3 separate regions of the Homo sapiens genome follow, and regions 1 and 3 are each linked to region 2. The links are chromatin contacts, found by Hi-C in ENCODE. All regions are on one chromosome and are shown on one strand. The core of a region is the stretch at or near the end of the contact, and the rest is flanking DNA. Distances in the headings are between cores, read along the strand shown.

What was found. Hi-C counts contacts between places; a loop is a spot of excess contacts on that map. Pooled maps may share reads with other maps.
Region 1: a map with no recorded cell type shows a loop between it and region 2 (7-fold over the local background). The contact joins the promoter of NCF2 here to the promoter of EDEM3 in region 2. A Hi-C loop is called at or near these places in 3 of 37 single-sample maps with no recorded cell type and 4 of 50 pooled maps.
Region 3: a loop to region 2 is called in a pooled map, with 4 times the contacts of the local background. The contact joins the enhancer-like site here to the promoter of EDEM3 in region 2. A Hi-C loop is called at or near these places in 1 of 168 maps with a recorded cell type or tissue (naive thymus-derived CD4-positive, alpha-beta T cell), 1 of 37 single-sample maps with no recorded cell type and 5 of 50 pooled maps.

Annotation. Positions count from the first base shown.
Region 1 is chr1:183,588,878-183,592,536 of GRCh38, reverse strand. It overlaps NCF2 (neutrophil cytosolic factor 2), which reads left to right and starts at 2,078. Exons shown (of 15, transcript NM_000433.4): 1 at 2,078-2,381. The coding sequence starts at 2,208. RefSeq lists enhancers at 1,349-1,688, 1,799-2,058.
Region 2 is chr1:184,753,237-184,756,819 of GRCh38, reverse strand. It overlaps EDEM3 (ER degradation enhancing alpha-mannosidase like protein 3), which reads left to right and starts at 1,962. Exons shown (of 20, transcript NM_025191.4): 1 at 1,962-2,331. The coding sequence starts at 2,174. It overlaps LOC105371649 (a long non-coding RNA gene), which reads right to left and starts at 1,646. Exons shown (of 3, transcript XR_922357.4): 1 at 1,287-1,646. RefSeq lists enhancers at 1,709-1,808, 2,279-2,378.
Region 3 is chr1:186,616,232-186,620,052 of GRCh38, reverse strand. No RefSeq gene overlaps it. Among named protein-coding and RNA genes, the nearest start is that of PTGS2, 62 kb to the left of the region's middle. Within about 2 kb of position 1,557, at least 10 of the 41 ENCODE cell types and tissues checked have a DNase peak (open chromatin) inside an H3K27ac peak, as active enhancers do.

The DNA.
Region 1 (3,659 bases), core at 829-3,328, 1.2 Mb after region 2:
TGTGCTAGAGATCCTAGAATGAAAAGGCATGGTCCCAACTTCCAAGGAGCCCATGAATTGAGCAGATAAAGAGATAAATTGCAGTAAGTATGATGCAAGTTTTTGGGTAAAGGTGGTACAAAGGAGAGGAAAATTCTCCTACTACCCAGAGTTCAGGGCTAGATTTAGCACAGTTGGTGACATTTAAACTGGGCTTTGAAAGATGAGTAGGAGTTTGCCAGGCAAAGAAGAGAGCTGGGAAGGCCTTGTAAACACAGGAAAACAATCTGGACAAAGACACACATGTCTTCTTAATTCTCACACCTTCAATCCTACAAGCACTGTGGAGTATACATTTTTAAGTTTTATTTTCAGGCTTTTAGGGGAAGCTTGGTGATAATGAGTGAATTCTTTCAGTTGCTACAAAACAAGAGTTTGCATCTAAGTATTTGACCCCCATAAACATGCATTTTACCTAAAAAGAAGCCTGGATTTTAGCAAGCCAAATTGGCTATACCCTTTACCCCCAGTTATTCCTCTGGGAGGTTTTACTGATTTTTACTTTTCTGGAAAAGCAAGGAAAGAACTCTTAAATCTGTTTTTTCAGAGACTAGTAAATCCATTAGTCATCAGTGCAGGACTTTCATCTCTTCAATTTTTCACTGGAAGATGGGAGAAGTCATAATTCACTGTCATGTGGCTCCCAATTTTGACATTTGCAGGAAATTGGTCCCCTCTGAACTTCATGAATGTTCATAAAAGTTATTTCGGCTGGGCACGGTGGCTCACTCCTGTAATCCCAGCACTTTGAGGGGAGGCCGAGGAGGCCGAATCACCTGAGGTCAGGAGTTCGAGACCATCAGCCTGGCCAACATGGTGAAACCCCATCTCTACTAAAAATACAAAAATTAGCAGGGCGTGGTGGCAGGCTTCTGTAATCCCAGCTACTCAGGAGGCTGAGGCAGGAGAATTGCTTGAACCCAGGAGGCAGAGGTTGCAATGAGCTGAGATCGTGTCACTGCATTCCAGCCTGGGCAACAAGAGTGAAACTCCGTCTCAAAAAAAAAAAAAAAAAAGTTATTTCAGGCCCAGATCAGATGGATCTCCAAAGATTATCCTGTCTCAAAAATTTGTTAATGATAATTTCAGCTCAAGATAAACACTAACATATTAATACAGCCTATGGGATTACAAAAAAGTGAGCAAGGAATTCATTCAAGACTGGAAAGAATTATCCTCTCATCTGACACTCCCATTTAACAAGGGTGTGGAAATCAAGGCCCAGTGACACAGGATTTTTTCTCCATCACTTTGTAAGCCAGGAACCTCTGGCTGGTGACACCCTGCCCAGGCCTCAGTGGGCCACACTACCTGCTGCAGGAGATGGCCTGCCCACTCGGCCTGGGTGGGGAGTTTTATTGAGTGATGAAAACAGCTTTCAGTGGAGAGGGGATGCAGGGGTGGTTCCCCTACCCAAAGGCAGGAAAGTCCCCCCAGTGCGGGTGAGTCTGGGGCTTTTATGGGCTCAGAATAGGGGAGGGGCAGGACATAGGTAGTACTGGAAAAGGCAACATTCAATTGGTTAAAAGGCATTAGTCAGAAATAATTAATTGGGAAAGAGCAGACAAACAGGAACAGAAGTTCTCACTCTAGGTCACGGGTTTCATTTGGGACCAGTAGCCTAGTCTTTCAGCCTTCAGGCTGTTTTTGGCTTGAAGGTGGGGTTTCACCAGGGACCTGCCCCTATCTGCCTAGGCATTTGGCTGCCTCCTGTCATTATCACCAGGGAGGTGCCTCTACCTGCCAAGGTTACCCTGGCTCTAGAAGCAGAACTTTGGCCAGAAGCTGCCACAGAACAGGGGTGGGAGAGAGAAGAGGAGCTGGGTGACAGAGCAGAAGCATTTTGGGGAACTGATCCTTCAGGCAGCAGCTGATGTACTTCCTCTCTCCTCCACACTCCACCCCTACTCGCCCTCTCTCTCTCTGCTTCTTTCCTTTTCTCTCTCATGGTAGGGTTATGAGTCAGTTGCCAAAAGGTGGGGACATTTCCTGATGCATTTGCAACACTGAGAAGTTATCTTAAGGGAGGCTGGGCCCCATTCTACTCATCTGGCCCAGAAAGTGAACACCTTGGGGGCCACTAAGGCAGCCCTGCTAGGGGAGACGCTCCAACCTGTCTTCTCTCTGTCTCCTGGCAGCTCTCTTGGCCTCCTAGTTTCTACCTAATCATGTCCCTGGTGGAGGCCATCAGCCTCTGGAATGAAGGGGTGCTGGCAGCGGACAAGAAGGACTGGAAGGGAGCCCTGGATGCCTTCAGTGCCGTCCAGGACCCCCACTCCCGGATTTGCTTCAACATTGGCTGCATGTACACTATCCTGAAGAACATGACTGAAGCAGAGAAGGTGAGTGGAGGTGCCTCTTTCCGGGCCTCCTCTGTGCATTTGTTATTATGATTCTCAACCCCATTGCATTTCGGAAACCTAACCTCTGGGGAGATTGAAAAGAACAAAAGTTGCCCAAGCTCCACCCCTAGACAGCCTGATTTAACTGGTCTGGGAGGGGCCCCAGGCAGCCAGTTTTAAAAGCTCTCCAGGTGGAGAGCAGGTGAGGGGCAGCCAGGGTTGCCTCTTTCTCCATCTTCTAAATTAAAATCATTCTACAAGTGTCTTTAACACCTTTGTGAAGGCTGTCCTAGTCGTACTTTCTTCTACACAGAACTCCTTCTGGGCACAGAATCTCTATCTATCCCAGCGCTTTACACCTGATTATTGATTCTAAGGCACCTCTTTTGGCTTTCCAAGACTTTCATGTGTGTCGACTTTGCCTGCTCAAGAGATTTAAGGGAGGCACTTACAAAAAATAGCTTTTATCCCAAGTGACAATTCTGATCAATTATAAAGGAGACTCTTTTAAAGATGCTGAGGCTGGCAAGAGGAAATTGTACTGTGATTGACTAGTGATGTCTGCTGGGGGCATGGTGTGGGATGTCTCGCATCTTTTTCGTTATGTTTTCTCACTCAAATACCATAGTATGGAGTTAAGCATTCTCGATAATTATTTTTTTGATTGGTTGTGGTAAGGTGGAAAGGGTATGGAGTTTGGAAGGAGAAGATCTAGGATCGAATCCTAGCCTCTGTCTCTCTCTGGACTTTTAGTCTTAAGCAAGCTATGTAGCCTATGTAGACATCTGGCTTTCAGCTTCCTGAGTTTCTAAATATCATGAAAATTAAGTGAGATGCCAAACTATTAATGTCTCGTGGAACTTCACACCACTGTATAAGAGTTAGTTATTATTTTTACCGATTACTGCCAGTCTTTGCAAGGTGTGGCAGTGGTTGACTCCCCAGGTCCCTTAAAGAATCAGTCCCTTCCACACTCCAACAGTAGGTAAACAAGCCTCAGCCACACCCTCCTGACAGGAAGACAGAGAAGTGACTGAAATGTTCTCACATAGCTTGACAAGTCAATCTCAGGCTCTAAGGCAGAGCATGGCAGGACCCCCCACCTCTGGCTGGAGGAAGGACATGGCCCCACCTCCTCTCAGGGGCCTGCTGAGGGGCTGAGTGAACAGCACCACACATTCTGAGGGCTGATGGACACAAAGTGCACATTGTCCAGGAGAAGAGATTGGCAGCTAGTCTGGGCACAGCTATGCCAGCAGGGACTGTAGCCTCCTGCCT
Region 2 (3,583 bases), core at 713-3,212:
TTGCCTCTCAGGAGCAGCAGGCGAGCAAGCATTACCACCTGAGCTCCACCTCCTGTCAGATCAACTGCGTCAGAGTCTCATAGGAGCATGAACCCTATTGTGCACTGCACATGCGAGGGATCTAGGTTGCACGCTCCTTATGAGAATCTAATACCTGAAGATCTGAGATGGAACGGTGTCTCCCCCACCCTGTGGAAAAATTGCCTTCCACAAAAGTGGTCCCTGGTGCCAAAAAAGTTGGGGACTACTGGATAAAAGGACCATATTATTCCCACTTTATAGATAAGAAAACTGCAGGAATAAGGAAGCAAGTATATTTAACATTTATTGAGACACTGCAATAGTTTAGGAGAGAGGTAATGGAAGCTTGAATGGAGCAAAAGTGGGAATAGAAAGAAAGGTAATAATCTGAAAGATAGAAGAGGTAAAATCTATATAATTTGGTAATTAATTGCACGTGGACCCCGAAGGCTAAAGATGAGTTGACAATGATTCCGATGCATTAATTTGAATCAGAAAACATCTTACGTTTGAGCTACCCTTGGGCTAGACATTAGGACATTTCTATTAGGGAGGTGGAAATGTGGGTCTAATGATCAGGACAGATATTGATTTAGAAATCAACCACAGAGATATGTTGGCTGAATCCTTATGAGAAGAAATCACCAAGGAATAATTAGAGTACAGAGAGAAAAAGGACAAAAAGAAAACCTTAAGGGAACACCTGTATTTTAATATAAAGTAGCGAGAGAATGAAGGAAAACGGGTCAGCCAGAGAAGAGGTAAGAGGTTAAGAGGTAAGAGGTAAGGTGATAAAAGTCAAGGAAGAAACGTTTCCAGAAAGACCGCCGAATACTGCTTAAAGGACACGTAAGTAATTTACTGTGGTCACAGAGATCACATCGAAGCTCCTAAACTCCGCACCTATTGAATGACCACACTAGAAAAACAATGTGGTTTTTCAAGAGGAACCGATGTGTCATTTTACCAATAGTTAACCTGGGACTCGGTCATCAAAATTCATTGCAAGTTCCAATCTCCTTCATTAAACCTTCTTTGCAGCCCACACAGCTCTCCTTACATTGAGCTTTTGAGGTAACTATTATTAATCATGTACGAGGACCCACGTGCTCCTTCATCCTTGTAGTACTGCGCGGTGGTTAAATGCAAGGGCTTCCGAATCAGAGGCTGGATGGATTCTAATACAGCAGTGTGACGAGCTCTTGTTAACCAACTTTTCTAAGCCTCTGTTTTCTCGTCTGCAAAAGGGGGATGGTGGTACTTACTCTATCAGAGTTGAGAAGAGTGCATGAGATGATTGCGAGTAAAAACCTTAGCGCAATGCCTTCAAAGGCTCAATTCATTTTGCTGTTACTGTGTTTTGGAATTTCCCTGAGGGTAGACGACTACTCCAACACTATTCCCTAACGCAGCAGCACTGACATGGGGACAGTGCGCCTCATTCAGCCAGCTCTCTGGGAAACAACTTTCTGAGGAAGAGAGATAAACAGCTGACGGGTTTCCCGGGACTCCGCAGCCCACCGAGACAGGGTTGACTGTAGGGCGCCGAGGAAAGGGGGAGGTGGGATCCCAGCAACCACTGGCGACCTCGGAGGACCGCAAGTCCCAGGGTGCAGCGCGCCTACCCCGGGTAGAAGCGAGAGACACGGCTCCGAGTCGGCTCGCGGGAGAGCCGGGGAAGAAGCAGTGCACACTGGGACTGGTAGTCCTCAGGGGGCAACTCCGCGGGTCGGAGGCGGGTCGAAGCGAGAGATCCCTTCCCAGTCCCGCCTTTTGTCCACGTCTCACTTCTCCTGGCCAATGCCCTCTCCAGTCGCCGGAGACAGCCCCTCTCCCATGAGGTCTCCATTGGTCCTGAGGCTCTACGGCTTCGGCCCTACCCGGAAGTAACGTTGGGGAGGCGGTTTCCTAGACTACGACACCGGAAAGCTGGGGGAGGCGCTCCGGGATACTGAGGGCGGAGGGCGGTGGCAGCGCTGGCGCTGGGGACCGGCTTGGTGGCTTCGGGAAACAGTTTGGCGCCGGCGGCCGTCCGTGTTACTCCGCATCCCGCCCCGTCTCGGCACGGCTAGCAGCCCCCTGGCCACCAGCGTCCAGCAATGTGTCTCACCGGCCGGGCGTAGCAGCTGCGCGTGCGCGGAACCGCGGGGCCATGAGCGAAGCCGGCGGCCGGGGCTGTGGGTCCCCGGTTCCCCAGCGAGCGCGATGGAGACTAGTGGCGGCGACGGCCGCGTTCTGCCTGGTGTCGGCCACCTCCGTGTGGACGGCGGGGGCCGAGCCCATGAGTAGGGAGGAGAAACAGAAGCTTGGGTAAGGGTGCTGGCAGCCTGGGGTGGGTTTCTCGGTGAGGCTGACAACAGGAGGGGTGCCTGTCATTGCGACCCGGTCGCGTAGTGGCCTCTCCTGTCGCGATTGGAACGGCTCTTCCCGCGCGAGAACCCTAGAGGGGTGGACAGGGTCCGGGGAGGTGGGAACCGCCGCCCGCGACCTGACCTCGGGGGAGCTGACGGGGTGTCGCCCTGGCCGCCGGTGACATGTGCAGGCTCCTTGAAGCCAGGCGCGGTGTGTCAACGCGGCTGCCATGTCAGTGGCCCAAGAAGGGGGCTACAGCCCGCATCGCTGCGCGCTGGAGTTCTGCGGTTGGCTGCCTGTCGACCGAAGCATGGTTAGCTTTCTCGCGCAAGTGAGCTTCCAACTGGGAAAATGTTGCTGATCTCACAGTAGTTAAGGAAATGATGTTTACACCTGTTACGGAAAAGGGGGCGTTCATTGGAACTTGAACTTTACACATTTTACTATTTCCTTGCAGTGTTTTCTTGCACTGTATTTTCATAATAGAATGTTTGGGGGGAAATTATTCAAAAGTCTCAAGTATACCTATTCAGTAGTTTTTATCCGTCTTGGAAGTGTGTTAAAATTATCAATTCTATTTACACCATTTAATTCAGAGTAATACATACACGAGGTCCTACACATGAATAAGAAAAAAGCGAAGAACCAGTAGGAAATGGGAGAAAGGCATGAACGGTTAAGCCAGAAGAGGAAATGGAAGTGGTAAATAAACATGAAAAGTTACTCAACCTCCATAAACGTAGGAGATGCAGATTAAAACGAGGAGCTAGCTGGTTTTTGCCCATCAGATTAGTAAATATAATACAAAACACAAGGATACGGTTCTGGTTAGTTAAGGAATAGAAAAAAAAGGCTTAGTGAGAGTGTAAATTGCTGTAACTTATTGGTAGTATCTACTAAAATTTAAATTGTGCACACTTTGATTCATCAGTTCTATTTCTGAGAATCTACCCTAAGAAAATAAAAGCACTCTTAATGCAGAGATAGATCCAGCCTGGGCAACAAGAGCGAAACTCTGTCTCGAAAAAAAAAAAAAAAAGTGCATTTTGAAAGAACAGCTCTTCCTTGGAGGAAATGGTTCAATAGGGTACGTTCATATTATGGAATAATATTGAGACATTAAGAAGAAGGAAGTACGTCACTGGAAGCCTATCCAGAATATATTTCCAAAACAAAAAAAAATGCAAGTTGTAGAATAATATGTATAGTA
Region 3 (3,821 bases), core at 308-2,807, 1.9 Mb before region 2:
AAATAAGCCAGACACAGAAAGAAAAAATATTGTATGATTTCATTTATATGAGGAATCTAAAAAAATTTTCAAATATACAGAAGTAAAGCATGAACAGTGGTTTAGTGGGGGTGGAGTGGTGTGAAATAAGGAGATACAGGTCAGAGGACACAAAGTACAAGATATGTAGGATGACCAAGTCTAGAGATCTAATATATGACATGAGGACTGTAGGTAATAACATTGTATTTGGAATTCATGCTAAATGAGTAGATCTCTTGCCCTCAAAATAATTTTTTGTTTGTTTGTTTGTGGGTTTTTTTTTTGAGATGGAGTCTCACTCTGTCACCCAGGATGGAGTGCGGTGGCGTGACCTCTGCTCACTGCAAGCTCAGCCTCCCAGATTAACACCATTCTCCTGCCTCAGCCTCCCAAGTAGCTGAGACTATAGGTGCCCACCACCACGCCCGGCTAACTTTTTGTATTTTTTAGTAGAGACGGGGTTTCACCCTGTTTGCCAGGATGGTCTTGATCTCCTGACCTCGTGATCCACCCGCCTCGGCCTCCCAAAGTGCTGGGATTAAAATAAATTTTTAAAAAAGGTAATTAAGATAATGTATATGCTAATTTGCTTCACTCTAGTAATCTTTTTACTATCTATATGTATCCCATAACATCTTGTTAAATACCTTAAATATACACAATGCAATTTATATATTAAAAATAAAAATAAAAAGACCTGGGCCATAGCTGTCAGCACCTAGCCTATTGTGGGCAGTAAAATATTGCTCATCTGATTAAGTTAATGATTCAAATTTTGCTTGGATTTCTATTTTATAGACTTATTTTTATTTTATGTTGTATAAAAACTATAAGGAAGTGTAAGAAATTTAGTCCCCATTTATATTTGCATGCATAATTTTTATGATAAAAATAATTAAAATCAATACAAGTCTCAAATAGTGAACAGCTTTATTCATATTTGGGCAAGCTTGACTGTTTCTAACAGATAAATGGGATGTGAGGGGCCAACATATCTGAGTAATAAATTAAAGGATGAGTAAGTGCATTAACACTAAATGAGTGAATCATTAATTAGGTCCATAGGGAAAATGTTTTGTTAAAAACCCTCAATCCCTCCTGTATGAGAGATGCTTTTGCCAGATGATATTAACTTATTGAATTAAACGAGCGTGCAGTTTTCCTCATCCATTCACACACAAAAAACACCCACCAGATTTCCACAACAAAATACTTCCTCTTTGTCTTTGGGGGCAGGTTTTCAAAATGTCCCGAATGTGCTCTTGGAAGCAAAGCCAGTTGGAATCAAGGCTCTCTGGTTGGAAGTCTTCTGAGACTTTCCTTGTGCAATCCTGTGTGTAATTCAGCATTTGAAAATGAAAACGCATTTGGAGTTTTCGGTGACAATGACTGCATTGCACAAGTCTCAAGCTGCTTTCGATCCCTTAACCACTTCCTCCTTACAGGGATTGCCTGCATTTCCTTTACTGCACGTTGTGCGTTCAGAGGCACCGTGTCTGCCTATTAAGAGTGTCTCACCTGCTGAACGCTGTGACACTGAACTTGGCACCCAGCCTGCTGGACAGAGACCGGGCCCTAACTGCAGTGGCTCAATACTGGAAAGCTAATTTGTATGAAATCCTGAAACTACAAGTCTTTACAAATATAATCTATTATATATAAAATATATTTTTCCCAAACATAGCCCATTAAAAGCCTTGTCTGCAGATCATCCGCCTGCCCCAGCCCCGGAGTGGCTCCTGTTGGGGTTCACTCTGGATGGATGACGCTGGCCACACCCACCACAGGTCCAGTGGAGTTCGACTTCACCTCATCTGCTGCTTGGAATCGTCTGTTATCTCCTAAGGAGTCCTAATGATTCCCCACAGAACTCTCCCATACTTTTTTACTTCCTCTAATTCAAATCAGCTCCCTCTCATTGCCAAAACCCGACCCATCCACTGTCCATCCACTGCCCTCTGTCTCAAAACTGTAGATCAGCACTTTCAGATGGACAAACACTTTGTTTTAGTCTGAGGGGAATAGTGATCAGCTCAAACGAAGTCCTTTCCTGACTCCATCACACAGTTGTTTTTCTCTCCATTCTCCCAGAGTATGCTTTAGACCTCTTTTTCTTTCTTTCCTTTTTTTTTCTTTAACCTGACACAGGTATTGTCATTGCCTCTTATAAAATTTAAAAGTCCTGGGTTCCAATTCTGTCTTTTCTACTACCCATGCAATCTTGTTAAAGTCACCCAATCTTTCTGATACTCAGTTTTCTCATCTGCAATGTATTAATAATAATCACAATAAAATATAGCAATAGTCATAAGATCTAGCACATAGAGAGCTTACTCTGTGCCAGGCACTCTCTTAAGAGTATGTATGTATACGAATATTTCAATAATGTAGAAGAATGATTAAATAATTTTTAGCATAACCATACCACAGAATACTAAGTGGCCATTAAAAAGAATGAGATGTGGGCCAGGCACGGTGGCTCACACCTGTAATCCCAGCACTTTGGGAGGCCGAGGCGGGTGGATCATGAGGTCAGGAGACTGAGACCATCCTGACTAACACGGTGAAACCCTGTCTCTACTAAAAATACAAAAAAATTAGCCGGGTGTGGTGGCAGGTGCCTGTAGTCCTAGCTACTCGGGAGGCTGAGGCAGGAGAATGGCGTGAACCCAGGAGGGAGAGCTTGCAGTGAGCCGAGATCGCGGCACTGCACTCCAGCCTGGGCGACAGAGCAAGACTCCATCTCAAAAAAAAAAAATGAGATATAAAAACATGCAAATGTATTGATGCTAAAATAATAAGTAGAAAATCAAGTTGCAGAACAATATAACATGATCACTTACATTAAAACTACATTAGACATATAAATAACATTTCTCTCTGCTTATATCTATAGATCTATCAATACATTTACACAAGCACACATATACAGTGTGAATTTTCACAAACCATGTATTTATATGTCTGTATAGATTAATTTCTCAGTGATCATTTTAAAAACAATGAATAGAAAAAATGACTATAAAAAGAAAACCTGACTTTAACAAACATATCAGAACTGGCAATTTAAGTAAATTAATGTTGTGCTCATGAAAATAAAAACTGGCTAGAAATTACCTTAATTCCAATAATAATTTTAAAAATAGTTTTCATGTACCCCTTTAAGAACTGCCAACTAAGTCAGGATTGCATTTTTCTGAATATCCCCAATGACAGCATAGATTTCTAATTTGGGGATGTTTGATTTTCCTTTTTAACAGACAGTGGTCATTTGTCATCACAGCTGATGACTATAATTGCTAATCAGTCTGGGTAATGCTAATTTTGGTCAAAACTGTATCACAGACTTCTCATTATTATTCAAAGAACTGTAATTTTTAAGGGATATTTCAGAGGCAACACTTCACTCCTTTTACAGGACACAGAGCTTCAAAAATGTTTCCAAAGTCTATTTCAAAATAATAGGCCTGATTATGCATTGTGGGAAGAAATCAACAGGAATAGTGTGCATAATATAAAAAAAAAAATCAGCACTGACTTCATCTGTAATTTTATGCACCAGTGTAACCAATGACTTTCTTAGTTTTGAGGTCATAATAGAAATGCCCCCATTTCTTCACCTATCAAAGATTAAAACATTTTATTCATTTTTAATTTTTTTAATCTATTGTCCCTTGAAAAATTTTAGCAAAATCAAGAACTTCATACACTTTACTTAACACTCAAATTTTATTTCACAAGTATCTCAGAAATTGTTATTGTGGTCAAGATTTTTGTTGTTGTTGTTGTTAGTTATTATT